Linked DNA regions of Mus musculus: region 2 is linked to region 1. Evidence: chromatin loops called from intact Hi-C (ENCODE). Cell type or tissue: gastrocnemius. All regions are shown on one strand.

The links. A loop is a pair of places that touch in the nucleus more often than their neighbours do. Peaks named below come from ENCODE experiments on the same cell type or tissue, not always from the same donor. Only the 100,000 strongest peaks of a DNase experiment are listed, where the experiment ranks them.
Region 2: a loop joins it to region 1, with 9 times the contacts of the local background. A loop is called at or near these places in 20 of 42 quality-filtered maps.

What each region holds. Positions count from the first base shown.
Region 1 is chr15:34,040,262-34,048,261 of GRCm38, forward strand. No RefSeq gene overlaps it. Among named protein-coding and RNA genes, the nearest start is that of Gm41290, 6.5 kb to the left of the region's middle. In gastrocnemius, a CTCF peak has its summit at 3,048; DNase peaks (open chromatin) are centred at 3,050, 6,224, 6,571 and 6,808; H3K4me3 peaks cover 396 bases; H3K27ac peaks cover 2,981 bases.
Region 2 is chr15:34,152,110-34,160,109 of GRCm38, forward strand. Gm38594 (a long non-coding RNA gene) reads right to left here. Exons shown (of 6, transcript XR_003951614.1): 3 at 3,786-3,917; 4 at 1,850-1,933; 5 at 569-737; 6 at 453-478. Among named protein-coding and RNA genes, the nearest start is that of Gm38594, 10 kb to the right of the region's middle. In gastrocnemius, a CTCF peak has its summit at 3,597 (motif pointing left); DNase peaks (open chromatin) are centred at 1,626, 3,562 and 4,314.

The DNA.
Region 1 (8,000 bases):
CTCCCTCCCTCCCTTCTTTCCTCCCTCCCCACCTCCAACCCCTCTCCTTTGGTTTGGAAAAGCCTTTATGGAAGAAGTTCTTGAGACCTGCAGGAACCACAGAGAAGCAGTTGGCAGGACACAGGTAAAACAGTATCCTAGGAAAGAACTAAGGAGCACTCTTGGGTTTGCAGGGGTTCAAGAGAAAGGTAGACTAGGTGGGTAAAAATGACATGGATAGAAAGACATTTCTAAAGAGCTGGCAGGTTAGTTGTAAGATCACAGTTGTAAATAGATACTTTGTATATAGTTTAGAAAACAAAGTTACCTCGCTGAGCTAGCAGGTTTTTACCTCAGTTTATGCCTCCCATGTCTTTATTAGTATAAATATCAGTTAAATTTAGAAGGATAAATATTACGGAGGGCTGTCATCCCTCTTCCTGTTATGGTCTTTTTCCATCTACACCATATATCTTTCCTATCCCATATTCCACCCTAATCTTTGCTCAAGACCACCTCCAATACTTGTAAGACCTAGTGCAAGATGAAAACAAGAAGTCCTTTACTCCAACATTGTATTGAAAGACACAGGATAATTAAAGGGAATGCTAAACCAAGCTAGGTACCCAGTATTATACAACCCTGCAATCAGCCCTACACCATGCCTGCCTCCCCTACTACATGGTGTCTCATTTCTCACACAGCTGCTTCTGTCTGCACATAACACTTACCCCTGCCCTTGCCATTGCCATTGCCCTTGCCCCTACACAACGAAGCTGTTTGGAATCACAGACTCCCATGTTTGAAGGGGTATAGACACTATCTACTTCCTTTTGTATACCAGGAAACTAGAGTAGTTGAAAAACAACCATCAGAACATGCAGATTGATCCTGTCCAGAGTTCTCCCACAGCTCATCAGCCTGGACTACACAAAGCCCTGTCTCAAAAGAAGATGAAGTGAAAGGATAGAAAATACAGCCCCAACTCTAGCCTCCTAAGAAGCCCTAAATACCACAAATTCCAGACCCTGCTCCCTGCCATTATATAAGTAAAAGGTCACACTTCTTGCTGCTCCAGGGCCTGCTTTCTGTGATCCTAGCCTAGTAAGAGAACAGGAAATGAGTTAACTAACCACTTATCTAGCTTCTGTAAATTGCTTGCACCATAGAAGGAAAGATTATACACTGAAACTTTGATTCAAGGCCCCAGCTCCCTCCCCCACCCCCCCCACCCCCCCCCCGCCCAGGAACCCAAGCAAATTCGGACCTCCTAGGCTAAAGGAAACTGATTGGCCCTCGGAGCGTGGACTTGATGATTTAAAATGATTGGCCTAGAAACTATGGAGTGGTACAAATCGATTGACCCACACTGCACGAGCTCTTGATGCTGTGACATGATTGGTTTGTGAAGCACGGGCTTTGTTGTAACTCCATAAAAGCTATCCCAATTCTGCACTCGTGGTCCTTGGTCCTCTACCCCTGCTGATGTACGACTGTGGGCCCCAGAGTATGCCTGGAATAAAAACTCCTCTTGTGGTTTGCATCAAGGTCGTTTCTTGTGAGTGATTTAGGTTGTCGCCTCTCCTGAGTCAGAACATGGGGGAGTCCTCATTTTGTGGGTCTTTCAGAAGGAAGAGGACAAAGATGAGCTAGAGGGTCATAGAGCAACCAGTAATCCAGGCAGTACAAAGCTATTAAACTATAGACCCATAAGTCCATATTATTCTTTAAATTGTTAAAACAGAGCCAGGCAGTGGTGGCACACACCTTTAATCCCAGCACTTGGGAGGCAGAGGCTGGCGGATTTCTGAGTTCGAGACCAGCCTGGTCTACAGAATGAGTCCCAGGACAGCCAGGGCTACACAGAGAAATCCTGTCTCAAAAAAAAAAAAAAGTGTTAAAACAGGGCTAGGAAAGCAACACAGGAAAGTCCTACGATCAACTTCCTAAACCACAAAGGAGCTCAACTGATAAAGACGCTTGCTGCCTTGACCATCTGAGTTTGATCTCTAGAACCCACACAGTGAGTAGAAAACCAACTCCCAGAAGGCACCCTCTGGCCTCACTCATGTGCCCATAAACAGACATCAACACATGTGCCCATACACAGACCTCACACATGTTCCCATACACAGCCCTCACACAAAGTTTAAAAATATTTAAATGCTTCCTTTTCTTAAAGATTTATTTATTTATTTATTTATTTATTATATGTAAGTACACTGTAGCTGTCTTCAGACACTCCCAGAAGAGGGCATCAGATTTTGTTATGGATGGTTGTGAGGCACCATGTGGTTGCTGGGAGTTGAACTCAGGACCTTCAGAAGAGCAGTCAGTGCTCTTAACCACTGAGCCATCTCACCAGCTCCTATTTAAATGCTTCTAAATGCTACTTTAAAAGTGGTTTGGAGCCAGGCGTGGTGGCAACGCCTTTAATCCCAGCACTTGGGAGGCAGAGGCAGGTGGATTTCTGAGTTCGAGGCCAGCCTGGACTACAAAGTGAGCTCCAGGACAGCCAGGGCTATACAGAAAAACCCTGTCTCAAAAAACCAAAATAAATAAATAAATAAATAAATAAATAAATAAATAAATAAATAAATAAGTGGTTTGGATAGCTAATTAAGTTAAAATCATTTTCTTCTTGTTATGTTTTAATGCATTTTTCACTCTGTCATGTATACTATACGTTATATCTATAAGACAAAGTTTAATGTTCACACCTTTTGTCAAGTGATAGCAATCGAGGAATCTATCCTCGGGGGATAATATAAGCCATGAATTGATCTGATGTTACATTATTATTATTTACAGTAGAGGGGGAGGGAGAGAGAGACAGAGAGGGAAGAGGGAGAGAGGAAGGAAGAGAGACAGAGAAGGGGAGGGCGAAAGGAAGGGAAGGACGGAGAGGAGGGACAGAAAAGAAGAAGTGGGAAATAGAGAGTGGGGAGGGAGGGAGAGACACAGAGAGAGAGACTGAGACAGAGACAGAATATTTGCTTATGGCCATTTCCTGGATCCTTTAAAGAGCACAGAAGTTTCTAACTGCAATGTAGAAAAATGCCACTGAGTGGCAGCAAGGAGCTGGACCAGTGGTTCCCTTCAAGGCTGACTTGCAAACCTTAGAGCCCAATGCTGGTGAATGTTCACTAAGGGTCTTTTTCACAGTGATTTCAAAACAACAACAAAGGTCTTAACTCCAAACTTCTTTTAGGGGCTTGGCCTACAAGTAAAAGTGTCTGACCTCTTGTGTTCAAATTCTGGAGCCCACAGTGAAAGACCATCAGTTCCTGAAGGTTATCCTCTGACTTCAGCTCAGGAGCCCTCAGGTACAGCATGTACACACACACACACTCACACACACACAACACTCAACACACACATGTACACACACAAAATATCAAAATTAAAGTATTTTAAAACTAACAATATAAAAAGACCTATTAGTTTGGGATGTCTAAAGAATCAACATTAGTGCAAACCAGAATCACTTTGCTAGATAGTAACTAGATCAAGGAAAGATAGGTAGATAATTGATGGATGGATGGATGGATGGATGGATGGATGGATGGATGGATGGGCAGGCAAACACATGCATTCATAGTAGATAGATTTGGTAAAGAACTGACTCACATAACTATAATAGCTTGAAAGTCCCATGAGTCACAGAGACCAAGGATTCCAAAGTTCCTTGCCTGAGAGCCAGGACAGCTGTTGGTATAAGCTCCAAAGTTCATGTGTGAAAGCAAGATTAGCTAAGTGTCCTGACTGGAAGACATAGACAAAACTCACCTCCTGTCCCATCATGCTTGTTCTAATCAAGTCTCTGGTGACTTAGGTGAGGCTCCTGTTAGAGCATTCTGGCTTCCATTCCACTGGTTTAAATGCATAACTCCATACACATGTTAATGTGGAACCAGTGGCCCAGTCAATCTCACACATAAGCAAGAGCATCTAGGCATAGCAAAGTCTAAGTGCAGAGAGAGCTTCAGGGCCACTTCCATACACTGTACCCTATTAGTAGTAAGATCTGTATTGACATGAAAGAAGATGTGTTACATCCTAATTTAAGTGTGTGGGGAGGGAGGTAGAGGCAGATTACAAAGTACTAACATGCAAAGTCAATTGATTTTTAATAATTTAACATATTTTTATATATTAAAAGTACAGAGGGACTCAGCGGGTAAGAGCACTGACTGCTCGGGCTGGTGAGATGGCTCAGTGGGTAAGAGCACCCGACTGCTCTTCCGAAGGTCCAGAGTTCAAATCCCAGCAACCACATGGTGGCTCACAGCCATCTGTAATAAGATCTGACTCCCTCTTCTGGTGTGTCTGAAGACAGCTACAGTGTACTTACATATAATAATAAATAAATCTTTAAAAAAAAAAAAAAGAGCACTGACTGCTCTTCAGAAGGTCCTTAGTTCAAATCCCAGCAACCACATGATGGCTCACAAACACACATAATGAGATCTGACGCCCTCTTCTGTTGCATCTGAAGACAAATACAGTGTACTTATTTATAATAATAAATAAATCTTTGGGCCAGAACAAGCAGGGGCTGAGCAAGCAGAGTTGACCAGAGAGAACAGGGCTGACCAGAGCGAGCAGAAGTCTTAAAAAGTTCAATTCCCAACAACCACATAAAAGCTCACAACCATCTGTACAGCTACAATGAATTCATATACATAAAATAAATAAATAAATCTTTAAAAAAAAGTACAGGACACTGATTTGGGTGGCTCACACCTTTAATCACAGAACTCAGAAGGCTGAAGGAGGGGAATCTCTTTGAGTTCCAGGAAGCCAGGATTAGCTAGTGAGGCTGTCTAAAATAAATAATACCACTTAACCATGTTATTGTGAAGATTTCATGGGGTCTCCAGGAAAGGGCCCAAGAACAGTATCTGACATACTGACATATAGTATAGCAAGCTCTCAGTAGCTTTTAGCTACCAATAGTATGTAATCTCATTGCCTTTTATTTATTATTTCAAAATAGGGTTTCTCTGTATACTAGCCCTGGCTTTCCTAGACTCACTTTGTAGACCAGGCTAGCCTCAAACTCACAGAAATTCCCCTGCCTCTGTTGAGATTAAAGGTATGCACTACCATGCTTAACCTCTCATTACCTTTTAAAAGTAACATATATAAGTATGTATGAATGTATGTATGTATGTATTTGAACATGAGAACTCTCTAGGAAAAAATATGGAATTGTTTTGAGATCTGGTTAATATAGTAGCACACAGTTTTGTGATCATTTCAGAGGAAATTCTGATGGTGATGCTGTACATTCAGACGCTAAGCACAGGTACGGAACAATGACTTACATGTCTCTAAGAAAAAAATAAAGTCCAGAAAGTAACTGCTTTGATAGCATGGGGACCTGAGTTATAATCCCATCACCTGTGTTAGAGCCAGATGCAGTGATGCACATCTGTAGCCCAGCAACACACACACACACACACACACACACACACACACACACACACACACACACACTGTAAGACTCCGGGGAGCCTTACCTTACTGGGGACCCCCTGAGTGAACCACGGAGAGCCAATATTGATGCAAAAAGCAAGAGGAATTTATTGTTCCAGTGCACTAGGGTTGTCCCAGACCCAAAGGAGAGACTGTGACCCCTAGCAACCATTCGGCAAGTTTTTATATGGTTTCCAGGGGCAGAATGGAGCATCAGCAACTAGGCACAATATGATTAGCTGAACAGTGCACTCTTTAAATTGATTGGTCTTTAGGGAATGAGGTGACAAGGACTTCCCTCATCTGAAAGTGGACAATGGTCTGTCCTGCAAAATGTGTCCCCACCTGCAGGTCGGTTCTGCCCTGTTGTCTGAAAAATGTTAATTAGACTCGCCCTTCTGAAGGGGCAAGTGTTTCATGACCTTCCCAAAGTTTTTAAGCTGACCCTTTCAACACCACATGCTCAAACTCTGGGGAGAGGGGGCAGAGGGGGCAGAGGGGAAGGAGGAAGGGGGAGTAAACAAAGAAGTTTTACTTAGAGCCATTTACTTAATGAAGATAAGTTATTATTTTAAAATAGAAGTCTACAGTAGAGCTAATAATTTTCCTTTTTCACATTTTCCTGATTTCATTAACACTCAGAGTTTGAGTAAGCCTTTGTCCCAGAGCCCCACCCCTAACTGCAATACACACACACACACACACACACACACACACACACACACACACACACTGCCCAGGCCGGTGGTGTGGTTTCACCCTAGTCATGGGAGTCGGGTATTCCCCCTCCCAGCCCTCTAAAAATAGGACAAAACAGGATCCCTCCCACCCCACTACTTCCTTTCTTCTCATCACAAACACTCCACACTACTCTAGGTTTGAAAACAAGGAAGTCCCTGATTAACTGCGCCAGACACACCATTCCTCCCTTCTCTGTCACCATTTCCCTTTTTGCTCTGCTGAGATAAAAGAATGTCCCTGCACCCGCCCTGACGGCCCCTTACTTTTTCATTGTCTCTCATGAGCCTTGCCTTCCCAACTAGCAAGTTCCTCCAGAAATCAAGAATCATGTTTCAAAATCCCCACCTCCACAGAGTGGCCTGCCAAGAAAACTCAACTTGTCCAACTTCTGAGCTTTGTGGTATTGGCTTCAGCTCCTCCTGACCCCACTCCACTCAGTTGTTGGAATAAACTTGATATGAATATTATCTCAATTTCTTTTTAAACACTTGTTCTCGTTGCTAAGAACAAACAGATGACACTCAGAAGGAGGCCACTACATCCTAACCTTTGGAAGTGAACACATGGCAAGTTGTCAGAACTGAGTCAGAAATGTCTGTCCCCCTTCTGCCGGAATAAAGAGGCCAGGGTTCTGCTGGCATGGGGAAATCAGCAGAGCAGCCACTGGCTACAGCACAGGGCAGTTTTTGCATCTGCTGAATGATGAAAGGGATCTACAACAATTGCTACAGCAGCTGTACTTTTCCTTAGCCAATACAAGAAATCCCCTAAAATGAATTACTATTAATACAATGTGCAGATAAGATAATGGCAGAATTTAGTAATGCATAAAATGTAGCAAAACATAACTTCTGATTTTCTCTAATACACCTTAGAAATTTAGGTTATGTTGACAAAAAAAAAATCACATTTATACTGGATAGGTGTGAACCTTTAACCCCAGAAACACTCCAGGAGCAAAGATTTCCCTACTAGTTAGTTTAAGGCCAACCTGGTCTACATATTGAGTTTCAAGTCAGCTAGAGCTACATAATATTATCCTCCATCAAAAGAGGAAAAAAAAAGCATTGATTTGTTATCTCTTTGTGGGGGAGAAGGTCAGAGAACAATTTGAAAGAGTGCTCTCTCTTCTTCAAATCATTCAGGTTCCAGGGTTTGAACTGAGGTCATCAGACTTAGCAGCAAGTGCCTTTATCTGCTGAGTCATCATATAACCCTCTAATTTGACAATCTCTTTAATAGACCTTATATTGCTTTATGTTCACCTCACAGAATTCCTTCCAGTCAGGAAAATAAACATGGAGCTCATGTTAAAGATTTATTCATGGCACTGGTAGCATAGAGGAAGAGGGCTTTGCCACAGACAGTTCAAAGCATTTATTATCTACTTAGAAAAACACAGAAATAACAATCACTCTCAGAAAAGCTGGAGGTAACATATAAACAAGCATAATACCAAAGGTCTGTAATTATTTTTTTATAATACCTTTAAATTTGAGTGGCCAGATAGAATCCTATTAATAGTTATTAATATTTGAAATAATTTTTAGAATAAGAATGCCCTATGTTTTTTTTTTTTTTTGGTTTTGTTATTGTTGTTGTTGTTTCGAGACAGGGTTTCTCTATAGCCCTGTCTGTCCTGGAACTCACTTTGTAGACCAGGCTTGCCTCGAACTCAGAAATCCACCTGCCTCTGTCTCCCGAGGCCCTATGTTTTAAAAACATGTTTTCATTGTGTATCTGAAACTAAGGTTTAACTGGGCATCCTGTATTAATATTTGCTAATTCTGACAACCTTA
Region 2 (8,000 bases), 110 kb after region 1:
GAAAGTAGACTTGCTGAGGCCCCCAAGTCCCGTTTTTCCCCGTCTCCATATAGGTGCTGACAGGAACATAGTAAACGAGGGAATAGTGCAACCAGAACACACAGGCTGGAGTTTTGGAGTATCCATGCATGGCCCCAGGTACATGCAATCCAAGTCACGAGGCAGGAGTTGCTACTTTCTGTGACAAGGGTATGATCGCAAAGATGCTTAAGGTGAGGGAAGCTATCTAATCTTCCCCCTTCTCCTGTCACATACAGCCCCTTTCCAGTCACTGAAGGGTGTCTTAGGATTTTACTTCTGTGAACAGATACCATGACCAAGGCAACTCTTCTAAGGACATTTAATTGGGGCTGGCTTACATGTTCAGAGGTTCAGTCCATTATCACCAAGACAGGAACATGGCAACATCCAGGCAGGCATGGTACAGGAAGAGTTGAGAGTTCATCTGAAGGCTGCTAGAATACTGGCTCCCAGGCAGCTAAGACAAGGGTATTAAAGCCCACAGTCACAACACCACACCTACAACAAGGCCACACCTCCCAAAACTGGGGATGTTCCCCAGGAATACCTTGGTGGGCTTTTTAGAGGTGTTAACAGATTTCCGGTGGTAGACCAGCCAGTATAATATAGGGGTCCGGGGTCCAAGCAGAGCTTACAATCTTCTCTGGTAAGGTTAGTAGTGTAAGTTAATAAAATTGAAGGTAAAGTTGAACAGTCCAAACAGGAGAGATGAGACTCTAGGGAGAGAGAGGTGTGATAACAGGATGAAACTGAGTTTATGAGGGAAGAGGAATCTGAGACAGGCTGAACTCACAGGTTCTTAGAACAGGTATCAACATCACTGGGGCCACTGATTCTATTGCTACAGGGGTAAATCCAGATGGAACTTTTTGTTTTTAGATCTGGAAAAGGAGTCCCCTATTTTTCTCATGATGTTAAGCCCCAAATGTTTCCAGCTTCCCACCCTCTACTCTTCGATCTCCTTTCTGTTCCTGAGATGGGGATGGGTCTCTCCCCCATGTTGAGCCTACCAGTCCTCCAGGTGTTGGGTTCACTGTCCTGCACATCTGGATCTGGATAAGATCCCGATTACCATGCACATATCGCATTAGCTTCACAGCCCCACATACTACAAAAGAAGCTTTCAGTACCACAGCAAGTCTCCTAGTCCTTTGTCCCTGGGCACATGAAGAGTTGGATAGCTGCAAATTATCAGTCTTGCCAGGCCTTTTTACAAGTCAACCTAGCTTTTTGCAGGTCCTGATATGATCCTGGATCCTTCCATATGTCTCCAGCTAAGGTGTAAATGTCTTGGTTGAAAAACAGGAAAGGTGGTACTCATCGGACCAGTTAGGGTCAAAGTCTGTACCTCTCTCCCTAGGCCTCTTGGGGTTTCAAAGTATCAGTTTGCTGGTAACAGCTTGGTGAGGGTTGACTGCTATGGCCTGATTTCTAAGCAAAGCAAGTATGAGGAGCTCTGTGGAGATCTAGTAGGACCTATGGTCTAGGGTGCAGTGTGGGTACTTGAGAGCCAAGAGTATTTGAACTCTTAGCTTTAGTAGATCCTGCAAATGGGCAACAGCTGGCCAACATCCAATGCTGACCTCGGGTGCTTGATCTTTTAGAAGCTGTTCCCTGCGGTGTTTCAGCTGTTGAATTGTTTCTCACCCAGCAGGCTTGATGTGGAAATTATGGATCCAAGTCTTTATCCTGTCAACCTTTATAGCTGTGTGTGTTATCAGTATCACCGTATGGGGCCCTTCCAACAGGGCTCAAGGGTCTTGTGGTTATCTCTTAATCCAGACCTCATCACCTGGTTCAAAACAATGGGGAGGGAGGGCAGACTCACAGGTTTGACAAATGCTTGGCCATATTTGCTTTTGCATCCTGTGAAGAGCCTGCACCATGTCCAGAAATCTCTGATGGTCATATTCTGCAAGAATTTCAGATTGAAGGTTAGATAGGAGGGGAGGAGTTCTCCCATACAGTATCTCAAAAGGGGTCAATCCCAAAATATAGGGGGTGTTTCTAGCCTTATATAAGGCATAGGGTAGAAGGACCACCCAGTCACCGCCAGTTACTAGAGGTAATTTAGTTAAGGACTCCTTTAGGGTCCAATTCATCCTTTCTACCTGCCCTAAACTCTGGGAGTGATAAGCACAATGTAGTTTCCAGTCTGTCCCCAATGTCTTAACAAGTGATTGTGTTACCTGAGAGACAAAAGCCAGTCCATTGTCAGAGCCCAGCAACGAGGGCAGACCATACCTGAGGATGATGTCCTCCAGTAACTTCTTGGCCACCACGCCTCTACCCAACCTGAAAAGGTATCTACATCCATGCATACAGACCTGGCTTAATTTCAGTGTAGTCTTTCCCAGTTTGCAGCTGACCTTTGTCCTCGTAGCCTGGTTCCCAGGCTTCCTTGCCCCTGGTTAGGGGGTTTACTGCCTTACGGGCCAGGCCGTGGGAAATGATCTCATCTACTAAGGGTCCTAGGTGGAAGATTTTGTATTTGGCATTCCTTAGCAGTTATTTGGGTTTCCTGGGACCCAGGTGGGTTCTCTGATGAATTTCGCTATCTAGTAAATTCTGAAGGAAGGATCACATGACCATCTACTGAGTGGAACCATCCTTTCTGTTAAAGTCCTAGACATTTTGTTTGATCGCTTTTCTTTTCCAGGCTGTAATGCAGAGTCAGGGGAAGCTCTGGAGGGATCAGCACTACCATGGCTTTTGGCTGTAGAGTCTAACACAGCCTGTTTTGCAGCCTATCAGCTAGCCTGTTTCCTCTTGCTCTCTTTTCCATGCCCTGTTTTTGTCCTGGGAAGTGCATGATGGCTACTTTGATGGGCAGCCATAATGCCTCTAACAAGGCCAAGATCTCATTTTTATTTTTGACAGTCTAAACTCTTTGTCAAAAGGAGTAACCCCGTTCTTTATATACGAGTCCATGAACATGAGCCATAGTGAGAGCATATTGACTGTCCATGTAGAAGCTAGCAATTTTGCCTTTTGCCATTTTTAAGGCCTGTGTCAAAGTGATTAATTCAGCTTTCTGAGCCAAAGTCCCAGGTGGTAGGGCCGAAGCCCATATGAGTCAAGAGCCCCCACTGCACCACCTTCCACGAAGCTGCTTCCATCCATAAAATAAGTCGCTTCCGCATCTGGCCAGAGGATGCGCAGTCTGTCTGGCCTCAGACTCTGAACCTGGCTCAGCACTATTGAGCTGTCATGCATGACATCCAGGTCTGGGCTCGGGAGCAGAGTAGCCAGGTTCATGACAGAAGCAGGGTGGTATCTAATGCAAGGCAGGTTTAGGAACGGGGACTGATAGTGCACCAGGTGGGCACTAGATATCCAGCAGTCTGGGGAGTTTTTGAGAATCCCCTCAATGGCTGCAGGGTCCAGCCTTTTAGACAGACAAGCCAGGGTCTGAGTCAATACCCCTTTGGCTATGCTCTGTTCTTGTCTATGTACAGGTAGAAGGGCTTATGACAGGGTGAGTGCTGGGGCCCCAAGGAATGTCTCCTTGAGTTTGTGAAAAGCTTTGTCCATCTCGGGAGTCTAGTTCAAAGTATTCTCCTGCCCCCTGGTGGCCGTATAGAGGGGCTTTCCATAAATCCAGGTACCCAGAGTCTACAAACACCCCCTCTCCCCCCACTAAGCTCAAGAACTCATGAGTCTGATACCAGGTCTTGGAGATGGGGATGTTGAAGATTGTCTCTTTTCTGGCCTGGGATAGCAGGCATTGTCCTCTGCCCCCTTAAGTATGTACCCAAGGTTACCTCACTTTGGCAGAACTGTGCCTTCTTCATAGACACCTGGTATCCCATCTGGTCTAGTTGTCTGCGCAAGGCCTCTGTCATCAAATGGCAATTGTCTTCATCTGGAGCAGCTAGAAGGAGGTCATCAACATACTGCAAAAGAGTTATTTGGGGGTAGGCCTGCCTGTACTCCCCCAGGTCTTTATGCCTCATCGAAAATGGTGGGTGAGTTCTTGAATTCTTGTGACAGCCTAGTCCATGTTAGGTGTCAGTTAAATCTGTGTTAGGGATTGCTCCAGTTGAAAGTGAACAAAGGCTGACTATCTGGTGCTAGTAGCACTAAAGAAAGCATCCTTAAGATCTAGTACAGTTAGACATCCTGTTCAGGAGACAGACTACTCAGTAGAGTGTAAAGGTTGGACTGTATGATGAATATCTTCTATTCTCTTGTTCACTTCCCTTAAGTCTTGTATGGGCTGGTAGTCACTGGAGTGGAATTTTCTTACTGGCAGGAGGGGTGTATTCCAGGCTGATTGGCAAAGGACCAGTTTCCCTTGCTTCCAGAGTTATGTGTGGCGTTATTCCCTATCTCAAATCTCTAGGCATGGGGTATTGGTGAACACTAGCTTGCCTGACATTGGCCTTCAGTTGCAACAGGATTGAAGCACAGTGTCTAGCTAGCCCTGCAAGATTTTTCTCTGCCCATACCCCAAGAATTTCGTCTCATAACCTTTCTAGGTATGGGTATTTAAGGATGACATATATTCTTATTCTTATATTCTTCTAAGGTCACAGTCAGTACATGTATGGGACTGCTCTTATTTAAGACCTGCACTCCCTTGGAGCCAATATGGATCTGTGCCCCCATCTTGGTTGGGAGGTCTTGGCCTAGGAGTGGATATGGGCATTCAGAAAATAAAAGAATGGCTTACCTGTCCCATTCCTAGGTCCACTTTTCTTTGGGTAGTCCATGAATATTGATTGCTTCCAGTAGCCCTTTGGACCTATGTTCTCTTGTTGGATAGGGATCCCATAGGTTGTTTTAAGATTGAATTCTGTGCCCCAGTATCTACCAGGAATTCTACCAGCCTCCCCTCCACCTTTAGGGTTACCGGGGACTCATGGAGGGGACATAAGCCCTGACACCCTCAGTCGTTCAGTTCTTCTATTTCAAATACCTTTGATTCTCCCTTCTTATGTCTCTTGGGAAATTCATTTTTCCAATGGCCTTTTTCATTACAGTATGCACATTGGTCCTTCTGGAGTCAGGGCCTCCCCTCCTGACATGGTTGAAGAGGGCCTATGTTGTTGATGGCTCTGTGCTGCTTGCTCTCCTGGGAGAGACTGTCTGAAATGAAGAATGAGGCTCATACTCAGGTGGTTTCCTGTGAAACAATCCCCTAATGAATAAAGGAGCCAATCATCAAGTAGGCGGGACTTCTGGGTTGGATGGAGGAAGAGAGGAAGCAGGAGAGAGTTAGGTCCTTTTTGGAACTGGGCCCCAGAGGGATAAGATGTAGCTGCTAGCGTTCCCCGGTATAATGGTGGGTACACAAGGATTCACCATCAGAGGAATAGGATTTTAATAAGGCTTACAAGATTAGGTTTTAGTTGTTGTGCCCAGAGATTGAGTTACCATTGTCTCTGAACTAAGCTTGTGTTGCGTTTTCCTTCACACTGCAGCTCATCTGGGTTCAAGGGAGAAAGGTACAGCAGCAAAATGTGGGTTTGCCAGATGTGCACCACAAAGGCCGTGGGGGATTTGAAGCACGGGGTTGGCATGGTAACAACCTGCCATTAGGAACCTAGTGGGCTGGATGAGGAGACTGTGGAGTTCTGAGTCAGAGTCCTTATGAAATAGAAACAGGTCAGCCATTGCCCACCAGTGCGTGGCCAGTCAGGCCTCCAGGGCAGAGGCATGAGTGCAGGGACATGCCAACTCCATCTTCTTTTGTAATATTTCCCACAACAGGCCTGCTTCCCCATTTCTCTTCCATATGCTATTTTTTTTTTTAACTCAGATATCAGATTTCTCCCTCCCAGAAGCCACCTTCTGGAGTCCCCTGGTCTGCCTACCCTCCAGAGTCTCCCTGTTGTTAAAGACTTTTTCAGCTATTGTCAGGAGCTCAACCATGCGCTTACCTTCAAATCTTTCTAGCCATTGGAGTTTTCGGTTGATATCTGGCACTGCTTGGTTGACAAATGCTTGGTTCATGGCAGGTGTGGTAGGCTTCCAGCAGTCTCTCAAGAAATGCCCCCTAGAGTCTCCTCCTTACCTTGTATGACCTGTCCTACTTTAGACAAATTTGTAGACCTCCTAGCAGCCTTTTGGAGACCCCTCATTAGAATCTGGCAGTAGACCTTAAGCCTATCCTCATAAAGGAGATTTTTGGATCCCAATCAGGGCAAACCAAGGGAAAAGCCACATCTATATTGACGTGCCACTAGAACCTAGAACCAATTTCCGGATGTCACTGTCACTCACTCCTCAGTCCTGAGGAGTACCTGCAAAAGCTGTTGGCAATTGTCCCAAGAGGGTTCATAAGTAACCATTACAGAGTCGAATATATCTATGAGGGCAGTGGGTTTCTCAGAGAAATTAGGATTCTGCATTATTTATTTGTATAACTCACTAGTGGAAAGGGGATGAGTCCTGTATTGTCTGCCCTGCCCATCAGGAGGGCCAATGATTTGCAGGAGCTCATGATGTGTTAAAATAGTGGCTTGCATCTGAACACAGCACACTAGGCCAAAACAATTCCATATGTGAGAGGTTTATATGGGGGTGGGGGTGTATGGGGGTGGTAACAGAAAGAGAAGGGGGAAAAGAAGGGGGAAGGGGCATTCCCCTTATTTATATAGAAAACGATGTAACACAGGTAAAGGTGGGAGGTGAATCAAGTGGATTCTGGAAATATGGTGCCCGTTGTCTTGGCAAAAGGTCTGTAGGTCGCTCTGTCGGCTATGTGATGTCATAGGTTTGAGAGATCCTGATGCCAGCATACCTCCCTTCTTGTTATAAAGAGAAGGAAAGAAAAAGGGAGGGGGAAGCTGATGGTGAAAAGGGAACAAGGGTGTGTCTCTTAAGTTACGACCTACTGTCTAGGGGAGTCATCAATTTTGGAGGGTAGCTGACTTTCACCATTGGGATCTACTTGGTAAACGTTCGCATCAGGTTCCTCTGTGGACAGCAGCTCTTCTGTGGGCAGCGACTGGTAATCCTGTGACAGGAGCTTCATTAGCTGTCAGGACATCTAGCCCGCATCGGTTCTGAAGCACCACGGCCACCAAAGAATCGATCTGTTTCTGGATATTAAGTACAGTTTCAGATATTTCTTGAAGATTGCTTTTAAACTTGGACATGAATGTATTATATTGGGTCATGGAAGTTGTTATCCCTGCAATTCCAGTACCAGCACCTATGGCTATTCACCAAGACTGGCAAGACTTGAACTGCCCTCTTTGTTTTGTTTTGTTTTGTTTTTGTTTTTTGAGACAGGGTTTCTCTGTGTAGTCCTGGCTGTCCTGGAACTCACTCTGTAGATCATCCTGGACTCAAACTCAGTAATCTGCCTACCTCTGCCTCCCAAGTGCTGGGATTAAAGGCGTGGGACACCACTGCAGAGCCTGAACTGCCCTCTTATTTTGAGCAGCTATCATATTTACATCTGGGATTGGCACAGGCTCATTTCCCTGGATTACTCCCAGTTCAGGGAAAAGGAGTACCAACGTGCAAAGTCCTGACCAGCTGGACGGTAGGCGATGATATACCTGAGTGCCACAGAGAATTGACGTGTTCTGGTCTGCGGGGCATTGTGGCAGAGATGATGTATCGAGGGTTATGGTTCTATTGCATTCCAGGGAGCTCAGTGTTCCTACAGAATGAGTCCCGGAGGTCTTAAAACAGTTTGCTACACCAAAGAAAGGGATAGAGGTAAGGTATGGAGTCATGGCAACATTAGAGTCAGGGCAGCTGACAAAGGATGAGGTAAGGTTACTTGGCAATATCACCAGAGATGCTGTAAGTGACAATTGCGAGTTAGTTCCAGGAGGTACGCATAGCCAGCAATCTTTAAAGCATCCAGGCCTGGTGACATTAAGGAGTTGGTATGCCGAGGACAAAGTCTAAAGCAAAAGGAGAAATGACAAGGTGGTGGCATTGATGAGGGGTGATGTCACAGAGGTAAGGACCTCAGAGGAGGGTTTGATTATCTCCCCTACTTTTCCAATATCTAG